Linked DNA regions of Homo sapiens: region 1 is linked to region 2. The links are chromatin contacts, found by Hi-C in ENCODE. All regions are on one chromosome and are shown on one strand. Each heading gives the region's core, a stretch centred on a gene start or an enhancer-like site at or near the end of the contact. The rest is flanking DNA. Distances are from core to core; before and after follow the strand shown. Region 1 has its middle 60 kb from the start of LINC02628. Region 2 overlaps NRP1 (neuropilin 1).

What was found. A loop is a pair of places that touch in the nucleus more often than their neighbours do. Pooled maps may share reads with other maps.
Region 1: a pooled map shows a loop between it and region 2 (2.6-fold over the local background). The contact joins two enhancer-like sites. A Hi-C loop is called at or near these places in 1 of 168 maps with a recorded cell type or tissue (CD4-positive, alpha-beta memory T cell) and 6 of 50 pooled maps.

Annotation. Positions count from the first base shown.
Region 1 is chr10:33,658,021-33,663,405 of GRCh38, reverse strand. No RefSeq gene overlaps it. Among named protein-coding and RNA genes, the nearest start is that of LINC02628, 60 kb to the right of the region's middle. RefSeq lists an enhancer at 875-1,375. Within about 2 kb of position 1,450, at least 16 of the 41 ENCODE cell types and tissues checked have a DNase peak (open chromatin) inside an H3K27ac peak, as active enhancers do.
Region 2 is chr10:33,192,366-33,198,233 of GRCh38, reverse strand. NRP1 (neuropilin 1) reads left to right here. Exons shown (of 17, transcript NM_003873.7): 12 at 525-584; 13 at 5,816-5,868. Among named protein-coding and RNA genes, the nearest start is that of IATPR, 78 kb to the right of the region's middle. Within about 2 kb of position 4,024, at least 17 of the 41 ENCODE cell types and tissues checked have a DNase peak (open chromatin) inside an H3K27ac peak, as active enhancers do.

The DNA of each region.
Region 1 (5,385 bases), core at 201-2,700, 470 kb before region 2:
AAAAACAAAAATTAGCTGGGCGTGGTGGCAGGCACCTGTAGTCCCAGCTACTCTGGAGGCTGAGGCAGGAGAATTGCTTGAACCCAGGAGGCAGAGGTTGCAGTGAGCTGAGATCACACCACTACACTCCAGCCTGGGCAACAGAACAACACTCTGTCTCAAAAAAAAAAAGTTCTATGGTGAGTGGAGCAGTCCTGAGTAGCTTCAAGGCTCCAACTTCAAGGACATTCATGCTGTTTCCAGGTGCCAAGGTCAGAGCCAAGGATTGCCCGGAAGTCTGGTGTCATAGGAGAGAGGCCAAAAAACAAACCAAACTGAGAGGTGATATATAAAATTTTTATATAAAAATATTTTCCTATCATTTTGACATCCCTGTATTAATAAATCCTTTGGGTTAAGATATTGTTGCTATTTTAATAAAATACTAAATGATAGGATTATTGCCTGATATTACTATTGGCCAACAACTATGAATACTTGAATGAACTAACCATATTGTTCCTTTTCCCCCCCAGAAAGACTGGAAGAAGGAATTGACACGGGAGGCAGGCAATGGAGAAAGGGTCTATAACCCTTCCTTGCAATCGGGGGTCTTTGGCTGTTTGAAGGTAGGTAGGAGGGAAAGAGCCAGAAAGAGGCAGGGAAAGACATCGGAACGATGCTGACGGAAATGTTCACAGTCAACTTTAGGAAAGTATGCAGTTGGGTCAGTTTGACTCCCCTAATTGGGCTAAGAGGGTCTTGTTTCTTGTAGCTGTTCCAAGAATTGGCACGGTAGGAGGCCGTGGCTTTTTGCAAAATACCCCTATTCTTTTTGCAAAATATCCTTATTCTAAGAATAGGCCAAAGAAAGAGGAAGAGAGTGATGTTGCTGGGACAAGTACCAAGACAAAGAGATTTTCAGATTTCTGGGGACAAGAAGAAACCATGTGAAGGGAACTTTCCCTTCAACACACACACACACACACACACACACACACACACACACACACAGCCCTCCGAGTATGTATGTGTGCACGTGGTTAGCAGCGGTTGCATTAATTAGCCCAGCAGCATCAGCTTTAAATTAAAACAATTTAAAATGTAGCAGCAGCAAGCATGGCAATGGGACACAGTCTTAAAATGAGCACATGAACAGAATATGGGGAATTAGAGGCTGAGCCATTTCAAAGAGTGAATCCAGACCATATGGAGCCGAGGACTGGAGGAGTCAGGCGAAGCTGCAAGCATCTGGGATGCTAAGAGTTTCCTCTTGTGGAGCGGAGGCGTGGAGGGGTGCAGTGGGGAGACAGGAGGAAGGGACGGTTGCCAACCCATCAACAGGTCTGGTGGCAGGGCCAGATGGCCTCCTACCAGAGGGCTGGGTTCTCGTGACGGTGGCCTTTGGGCAGAAGGGGAGGAGAACAGCCCTGCGGTTTCCCCGAAGACAATGAGGAAGGAGAAACAGCCCCTGGGGCTGCTGGCTCCTGCGCCTGCCGCCTGCAGATCAGATGCCAAGGCTCCCCGGACAGGAAATGAGTGAGACTCCATGGAGGATAGCTCAGAGATTCAAGAGGAAACCATAGACCCTGGCAACAATAGGAAGAAGAGAGGGTGGGGCAGAGGAAAGAGTTTGTTTGCTTAATGTGGACCTCTTAAAGGTCAGTGATAAATGTTTGCAAAAGTCCTCGTGCTGGCTCCATGCACAGAGTTTCAGAGAACCGAAGGGATAAAGTTTCCTGTGCCTGGCACAGGGGATCTAGGGTTGTTTGGATCAGAAGGAACAACTGTGACCCTGGGTGCTCAACAATACCTTTGACCTCCCTCCCCCGGAGTAAGGCAAAATGCTTGCCTTGTTTGATGATTCTGTCAAAGTCCTCAACAAGTGATGTTGGCCTTGCTATTTGTTTATTTCTTAGCTCAGGCTGAGAAGCAAGAACTTGATTTCTAACTTTTTATAAAATTTACCAGGTGATGACTCGGGCAAGTTGCCTCAGTGTCTTCATTTTAAATTGCAAATAACTGGTTCTTAGAATGTTTAAAGCACTTAGCATCTTACCCAACACTTCAGAACTGCTCCATCAATAGTAGCTATTCTATATCATTATTGCTATTACTATTTATTCCCATCATTTCTCATTTTTGCTGTTGAAAATACCACTCTAATATAAATATCTTTCTATGTAAATCTTTGCCCATATTGCTGATCTCGAGTGTAAATTTCTAAAATTTCTAAAAGTGGTAAACTGAGTCCAAGGATAGAAACATGTTAGAGGCATTTGGTAACATTGCCAGATTATTTCCCATCGTGATTGTACCAACATCTCTCCCCACGGTCCTTGAAAGGGAACACGTGGAGAATAGCCTTGGTGACACCAGGTCATGCCATTTAAATCCTTTCCATCATCAGCACGTATTTACTGTGTGCTTGGTACGGTTCTGTACACTTGAGATCCAGCCACGAGCAACAACAAAAAAGATTTCCTGTCTTCAAGGCACTTCACAGGCAAAAATAAATAAATGAATATGCACTGTAACATCGTGCAATGGTTAAGACCTGTGCAGAGAAGAGAGCAGGGGAGGGGCTGGAGGGCAGGGGGATGCTATTTTGGATGGGATGCTCTCTATTCAGTTGAGACAGGAAATTGACACCTGAGCTGGAGCAGAATGACAGGAAGCCTCGTAGAGACCCAAGGAAACAGCGTTCCAGGCAGCAGGAAGAACGAATATAAGGGGCTTAAGATCAGCTCACTCCATAATGTCAAGGGACTAGCAGTGGGGTTAGAGTGAGCGGAGAGAGACAGCAAGGAGGTGAGCAGGCTCTTGGAACAGCAGCCAGGGGGTGGCAGGTGATAGCGGGCCTGATTCTTAGTGGGGAAGGAGGCCCTGGAAGGTCCTAATCAGGAGAGAGACTCCGCGTGTCTGGGGTTTCATCAGGATCACTCAGGCTGCTACGTGCGGGTGAGACCACAGGCGGCAAGCGTAGAAGCAAAATCAGTTAAGCATCTACTTGTTGCTAATTTGATAGACAAGAAAAATCATTCTCCTTTTAATCTGGTTTTTGATTACTTGTGAGGCTGAGTCTTTAGTGTGCTCACGGGGAATTTACAATTATTGTTCTATGTGCAGTGGACTGAATTTGGCCCTCTCAGAGGACAACAGCTGCTCTGCCATCAATGGGGCAGAGACCTAACAGAGACCTGGAGAGGAGAGGGCAGGGCCTATACTAAGTTTCATTGAGCTTCTAGTCTATGGAGTCTGTGTTTTGGAGGCATTTGGGGGGAGTTTTGAAGTTCTCTTTCTGGTTTTGTTCACTGTTTTTTAACAGCCTACGTTTAAAATATGTCCTTTATTAAGATGTGATTGCACCAATTGGGAGATGGGATGGGTTCAGATTTTTTTTTTCCACACTGAAAATTCTGGCTGGATAAATATTACATTGGGATTTACTCTTTTATTATACTTTTAATCATTCTGTGAATGCATTTTCAAGAACTGCTGGCATCTTAGGAATGGAGAATCATTTGGCATCATGTTTTTTAAATGCAAAAAACGACTAGATAAATGGAATCTTTAAAATAACTAAACGAAAAAGTGTGCATTTGTTATGCAACATCACACAATTGTTCCATTGGCACACCTTCCTAATGACTTCTTTATGCAAACGTGATCACCTTTGTGCCGTTTTTTCTACTTCTGCTGTTTCCAGTACATTTATTTCAATGAAGACTGCTTCGAAAACCTTCAAAGAAATTGGGGAGACTGGCCTTTTTCCCTCATGCATCAGGATGTGCATTTACATGAAGAACTTGCCTAAACTACCACCGGTGAATTCAGAAAGAGGCACCCTCCTTGCTTAAAGTATGCAATTTATACGCCTGCAAAAATGCCAAGCATATGCAATCCATTTTGGTATTTCAAATTCTTACAGAGATAGTTAATTACATGCATAGAACCAGGGCTTAAATTGAATCTGGTCTCAGGAAGAGCTTAACTTTGGGGCCCATGTATAGATTTAGTAAATTTGTAGAGGGTAAGAACACTCTGCTGGCTGATCTCCACAGTAGGGGATGAACATTTTTTTCCAATCTGGATTCTGTTTTTTGTTGCCTTTGTGATGGAAAATTTAAGAAAGGCACAATGACTTGATTAAAGGTGTCATTCAGGGATGCCTCATCTTTTCACATGTTTTATTTTCTTTGCAGCTCATGCAGAGCCACAGAATAAAGCCTTGCACATCACAAACCTTTGGTTTTTATTCACTCATTTCACCATTTTCACTGACATCTTACACGAACAAAGATAACAGCCTTCATGAAGTTGGACATGGTGTTTTTGTAGTTATACTGTGTTCTTTTTTCACAATCTGCATTAAGGAAGTGCATGGTGTCTGAAAAGAGAGACCACCCATCTCTGAATGTGCTCTGTGGATCCAGGCCTCTACAAGAAACCCAGACACGTAGAAAGTCAACCTATTATCACTGACTCACAGGAGCTAATTGCTTTAGTGCAGAAGATCTCAAACTTTTTTTCATTCCTGACACCATTTACCTGAGCAACATATTCCCATTAATAACACCTCTCGCTTCTAGAAGGCAATATGACATAGAGGTGAGGAGTCAGTTTCCTGACAGCCATGGAAGATAAAAGTGCTGAGAACTGTTCAAACCTTCAAACCCTGCTGAAGTGGATACTGTCCAGCAGGCAGCATTTCCACAAATAGCTAAGGAGATTTATGTGTGTGTGTGTGTGTATTCCTATAACATTCATATTTATTCATATTTTATGATTTAACATATTTATAATATAGATGAAATTGTAGCTAATATTTATATTTAAAAAGTTAAAGAACATTTATTTATTGCCTATGTTTCTTTGTCACAGTTGTCTTTATTGAGTGGTTTAGATAAAGCATCTACCTTTATCAGAGATTGAAAAGCATTTAACTTTTCCTATAAAAGATGGCTTCTGGAATTCTAATATTCTTGTGTAATGCAAATTATTTCCATTAATTATGTTTTTAACGGCTGTACACCCTCTTACTTGAGCAATCAGTTGATTTTGGAAATGGAATAGTAAACAAAGATTTCATTTCTGAATTTTGTAGGAGTGTTTTCTTGCCGGTTGTTGGTGGATTTTCATTTCTTGTAAGACCTTTAGGCTTGGAGTAATGGTTTTGAGTGAGTGTGGAGTTTATACAAATGCTCCCTGCTTGTGAGTCTTGAGAAACGCAAAAATAATATCAATAATCTAAACCAGGGTTGGCAAACTATGGCCTCAGCACAAATTTGGGCTGCCAGCAGTTTTTGTAAATAAAGTTTTATTGGAACACAGCCATACTCTTTCATTCATATAACTGTATGACCCTCAAAGGCTAGCGTATTCTCTGCTGGTTCATTAAGAGAG
Region 2 (5,868 bases), core at 2,775-5,274:
GGAGGCGGAGGTTGTAGTGAGCCGAGATTGTGCCACTGCATTCCAGCCTGGGCAACAGAGTGAGACTCCATCTCAAAAAAAAAAAAAAATTTAAAAATTTAAAAAAAAGAAAATTGCTAAGAGATTAGATTTTAAGTGTTCTCACCAAAAAAAAAAAAAAGCCTAAAATAGGTTTATGAAGTAATGCATATGTGAATTAGCTTGATTTAGCCATTCCACTAAGTGTACCAAAACATCACGTTGTATGCCATAAATATATACAACTTCCATTTGTTAATTTAGACAATTATTTTATTTATAAATTTTTAAAAGAAATGCGTTAGGTAAAAAAAAAAAATAATGGTTTATTTGAATTTGATATTGTGGTGAGCAAAATTGAAGGGAAACAATTGCTATCATTGAAATTAAAAGGATTTTTCTATGGAAAATATTTGCCTCTGATAGACATTTGTAAGCATACATTTTTCTCCTGCATATTCGCTACTGTTTTCTTATTTTTGCATGTTCCTGTTTTTGTTTTTCAGGTGGCACCACTGTGCTGGCCACAGAAAAGCCCACGGTCATAGACAGCACCATACAATCAGGTATCAAATAAAATACGAAATGTGACAGATTCCATGTACCTCTCTTCTCTCCGCGGCTGCGCTCCTCGCTTTCAGTTTCTCTGAAAGTCCTAGAAGGAGAGATGCCACACAGCATCTGGTCTCCAAGCATGAGCCATAAATATTGCTTTCCTTTCATCCACATGTATATGCAGCAGGGAGTGAGATTTCCTTCTCCATCAGTAATTGCCAAATGGTGACAATCCCAGCTCTCCACTGAAGGAACGGAGTAACATACTTTGTTTAAACGCAGCACATCTAGGACATGGATTGTGTTTGCAAACTACAGGAGAAGGAAATCTCACAGGCAGCACAGCCCGACTATTTATTTTCATCCCAATCCTGCAAAACCCAGGCAGGCAAAGTTTGTCAGTTTTGCCTGCCATGGAGTTGGCAGTTTTACAACAGTGTTTCCAGTGGGCGTGCCACAAAACGGGGTTCAGGAAACCAGAGTTTATAATTGTGCACAGAGAGAAGCACACCCTTGGGAACAGCACCTCCTCATCCTTTTATTAATAGAAAAGCGTAACGACTTTTAAAGCCCTCGGTTTGCTGTCGATCAGGGGCCAGTCACGGTTAAACGGTGGCCTTCCTCTCACTGGCCTTTGTGTTTTGTTAGTATCCTGTGAAATTCTTCCCGGCAGACGTACATGAAGGGAAACAGTCAGTATAAGCAATCAGAGGTTTTAAATACTTTAAAGTTAATCATTAGACTAAGGTGAACAGGTCAGTTTTCCAGCTTTCTCCCATTTCCTCTATTGAAGCTCACTCAGTCTTGGCTTCTGCAGTCATTTATTAATGGGGCGTGTGGTGTATATCAATGTTTCCTCTATGGTATGACACTACCCAGCTAGGCAGAAAGTAGAAAGGGCCGCCCTAATTAGTATGCTTCCTTAAAGGACGCTGTCACTGTTGACCTGATTAAACTGCAAAACAAACTTCTCTTTGGTCAAACTTAACCCCCAGCTGCCCTGTAGCATGTTCAGGTTGACAAAATTCCTGCTACCACACAGCCCAGACACCCTCTACAAAACCAAGAGATGAAACAGAAGAGTCACTGCCTAAATTCAGAAAATGGTGTCGTCCTACACACATCTTAAGTTGTAAAATGTGGCTTTCAAAGACTGCGCAGGCACCTCCCATAGCTGAAGGTATCTCATGAAAAAAGCCGTGCCTTTCCTTTTCTTTGTACCTTTCCTGAAAGTTCTCAGCCCTCAGGAAGATTTTCTGTGGATGAAGGGTAGTGACCACCAGTTGGTTCTCTATGTCCTTTCTGGGATAGGGAAGAGGGGTGAGGTGAACAAATGAAGTTCTGATCATATAACAAACATTTTAGCTGTTGTTGCAGTTTCTTCTCTTACCAGAGAGGTAATTAAAGCCACTATGAAGTCGCCAGCTAATTTGTTTCATCTCATCTCTCTTCTCCTTGACTATGAAAGGGGGTAGGGATCGTTAAAAAAAATAAAAGTGAACAACAGCTGTGTAGAAAATGGAAAGTTCTATCAGATTCCAAATCTAGGTAATCTTCCCTGAATGTTGAAGGTCAATATTGTCAGAGCAGGAGCGGTTTTGTTAACACATTTGATTTGTGCACAATCTCAAGGTCACTCAAGGGATGGCTTCTCAGAGGGGCCAGTCGGTCCTGTCACAGAGTCTACTGTGGTCAGAGGGCAGGTATGCAAATTGCAAACAGTAGGACCCGTTGCTATCACCATCTGAACAAGTTCAATCCAAACCACGCGGGTCTACTGATCAGGGGTGGTCAGGTCCGGTTTGCATTTCACAGTCAGTGCAGAGTTCTTTTCAAATTGACTTGCTTTCCTGTTTCTCCATTGTCTGAGTCATGAATCTGGACTCCAAGTGCTCTGTTTGTGGGTAATGGGCTGTCTGACCTTCCTGGAAGGACTTCTGTTGATTGTCACCTTCTGGCTAAGTCAATGCCCAGAATATTGCATGGGGACTTGAGCATGCTTCAAGCCAGGGGTCAGGTCTAACTCTGAAGAGTTGACCCAGTGGCCTGAGTCACCTGATACTTTGATCCACACTGTTCTGCAGGCTCCAGATTCTTCAAGCATCATCACAAGCAGCAGTCAATGAGACCTCAAAACCTTCATCATAATTCCATTTTGCTATTATAGACTCAACTCAGAGTCTTACTATTTCATCTTGCTGATTCTCATCAATATAATAAACTCCATGGGCATATAATATTTATATACTTTTATGTAATCAGATGCATAAAAGCTGGTTAATGCTCTGCCAGCAAGTGATGGGATCCTTACATTTTTAATCTAGCTCTCTCTGGCGAGAGCTCTAACCCTCTGAGGCTCCTCCAGCATTCCTGCAGCAGTTCGGAGTATATTCATCACCTACGATTGTATGGGCCTGAGCACCTCTGCTTGTTTAGACTGAAAGACTAGTCTATGAACAAGTGAGTTAAACTGCTCTATAGAAGTTTGGAATACCAGATATAAAAATTAAATCCTTATGCATACATATGGTGCTAATGATCCAACTTCAGGCAAGATGGGTTGGGCAAGCACAGCTGGTACTTGCTCTCAGAGGCTGTAAATTTGTTTTAAGTTCAGAATATTGTTTCCTGCTATTTTTAAGAGTCAAGAAGGGATTTAGCTGGATTACCCCCATTGAATTTAATGAGAGTTGTGTGCCCCGCCAGGGCTTGGGTAATATTTTGAAAACGTAAACGTCAGTAGTCCTATATGTTTGTTTCATTCATTAATTTGCTTTTTTCTCTCCTTTTCTCTCTCCCTTTCTCCTTTCCTCTGTCCTTCTCTCTTTCTTTTCCCTTTCTATAAATGTTTATGGGTGGTTTGTGTGTTTGTCTTTCTAGCCAGGCTGGAAGTTTCCACATTGAACCTCTCACTCCATAACCCTCCCCAACAAAAGGCATTGATCTAAAAACATATCCTTTAAATAACCAAATTGCCACAAGTTACATGATCAAGACAAGAAGATAAAAGAGCAGTAAAATACAAAAACTTAGAGCGGTTCACCTGGTTAAATGTACAGGATGGGGAAGGACATTGGAAGGTAAAGGCAGACTGTCATTCTCTGAAGCGAGAAGTGCCTGAAACATTTTTTCAGGCAAAGCGGTTCCATGTCCTGGTCATTTCAAAAATATCCAAGTTCCTACATTTTATGGTATCATCAGAATATGAAGAGCCAAAAGAATGGATGATGTCATTTTCTGTTCTATAAACAATAAATGTAATGTATTAACAAAGTAAATACAGGCAGAACTGTGTGTGCTGGGGTGGCTTTCTTTATCCTGAATGTGCATGTTTTATAAAGTACATTTAAGGAGAAAAATCAAAACCACACACACATTAACATGTTCCAATATTAACATTTTCTAACATGAGATTATGCAACAGTACATTTCAGGGTCATGGGCGTTGGCATCCAAGGTTGCTCAATCATTCAGTCACCGTTCAGTTGACTGTACTTCATCTACATAATTCAATCTTGCTGCGGAAAAGAGTGGTAAATTTTGGAGAGGGTTTCCCATGCCTTAAGAAGTCCTATTTCATGGCTATGATAGACTAGACATGAAATATATCTCTCCGATGACACTACAGCTGTGAAATATAGCCTGTTTGCACTAAATGAAAGTACTCACATTTTACACATCACATAGCTTACTAGTTTACTTTCCCAAACTGGCTCTGTCTACCCTTTGGGAGGTCACATTATCATTGGGAGAATCCAAACTGCTCCATTTGGACAGTTTTTATGGTGGATTCCTTCCAAAATTTGACATTAGCTCTAGAAAAGGGTTCCTTATAAACTAAAAATGCAAAGTAAATCATTCTTATCTATTCAATAAATCTTCCCATTAAAATTCCTCCTGCCATTGGGGGAGGGGCCATGGAGACAAGGCTCAGAGCAGAAGGCGAGATACTTTGTTAATAAACACAAGCAAGTTAAAGAAGCTCAAAATGAGATAAGGTCTTGGCCTGACCCTAATACAGCATCTAATACCAGACTTCCCTTATTGTTCATAGGGATTCTTTTGAGGCTTATTTTTAAGTTCAACGGTCCAGATGCCCCAGGCGCCTTCCTGTTTGTTTCAATGCTGCCACCTCGTGGACTGCCTAAAGTCAGTGACAAGCCTAAAGGCCCTTCGTCACTGGAGAAAACAGCTGCATCTGCGGGCTTCGTTCTTTATAGGAGGACGAAAGGAGGGGGCAGAAGCCCGAGAATTTCATCTTTAGAATTTTTTTTATTGTTAGCTTATGTTTACCAAAACAACAGTCATACTTGGAATAAGTAGCAATGATTTCATTTTTCCCATACTTAAAAGTTAAGCTCCTTTCAAAAAGAGGCTGTGTAAAATGTCAGGCTGTGGGTTTTAAAAACACCATAGTCCAACAGCACCTTGTAGGGCACACACAAGGCAAGTCATTCCCGTGAATTCATTCACGCTGTCTTTTCAGATTCCTAAGGAAGCCTTTTGAACATTAAAAAAAAGAAAAGAGAAGTAAAAACGGGTAGCTATTGAAATGGGCTTTGGATTTAGATGACCTTACATTGAGGTTTTAAGCCGGGTGAACAATTTATATGTAAATTTAGAAATTAAAAAAGCAGAAATTTATACTTAAATTAATCGACCTTATAGAAGGCATGGAAGAAAAAAAAATAATCCTAAAATGCTTAAGAGATTCTAACCCTGACATTAAAGACCTGAAGCATGAACTGGTGAGGTGGAAATAGAGAAAACCTCCTGGGTGAGGCATTTCGCCAAGTTACTTTCCACTTTTGAGGCTTCATGGGTCAATCTCTAATTAAGATTCTTTTCATTGGTGGGTATCAACTTATATGATTTATCCTCAAGAACAGAATGGCTTTCATATTAAATACTGTGGAAATGGGGAGAGTGCAGCAAATGTAATACACGTGCTTTAGAAAATAGCCTTCCTGGAGATTTTATGTAAACCCAATTTGACAGGCAGTCCATAATCCTTTTAAAGCTGGATTTTTAAAGAAATTACTAAATGTGGTTTTGCAAACATTTTGACATCTCCATGCATCTTTTGGTTTCTTGGTAATCCTGGCTTTCCTGGAATTTTCAAACAGACATAAAGTTGTATAAATCGTGCTTTCCATGAGTGAACCAAGGGCCTTTGTGACCCTAAATGATCAAATTTGCCTTTCTTTGCTTGTCTCTTATTTTTACTTCCCACCCACTGAAGAGTTTCCAACATATGGTTTTAACTGTGAATTTGGCTGGGGCTCTCACAAGACC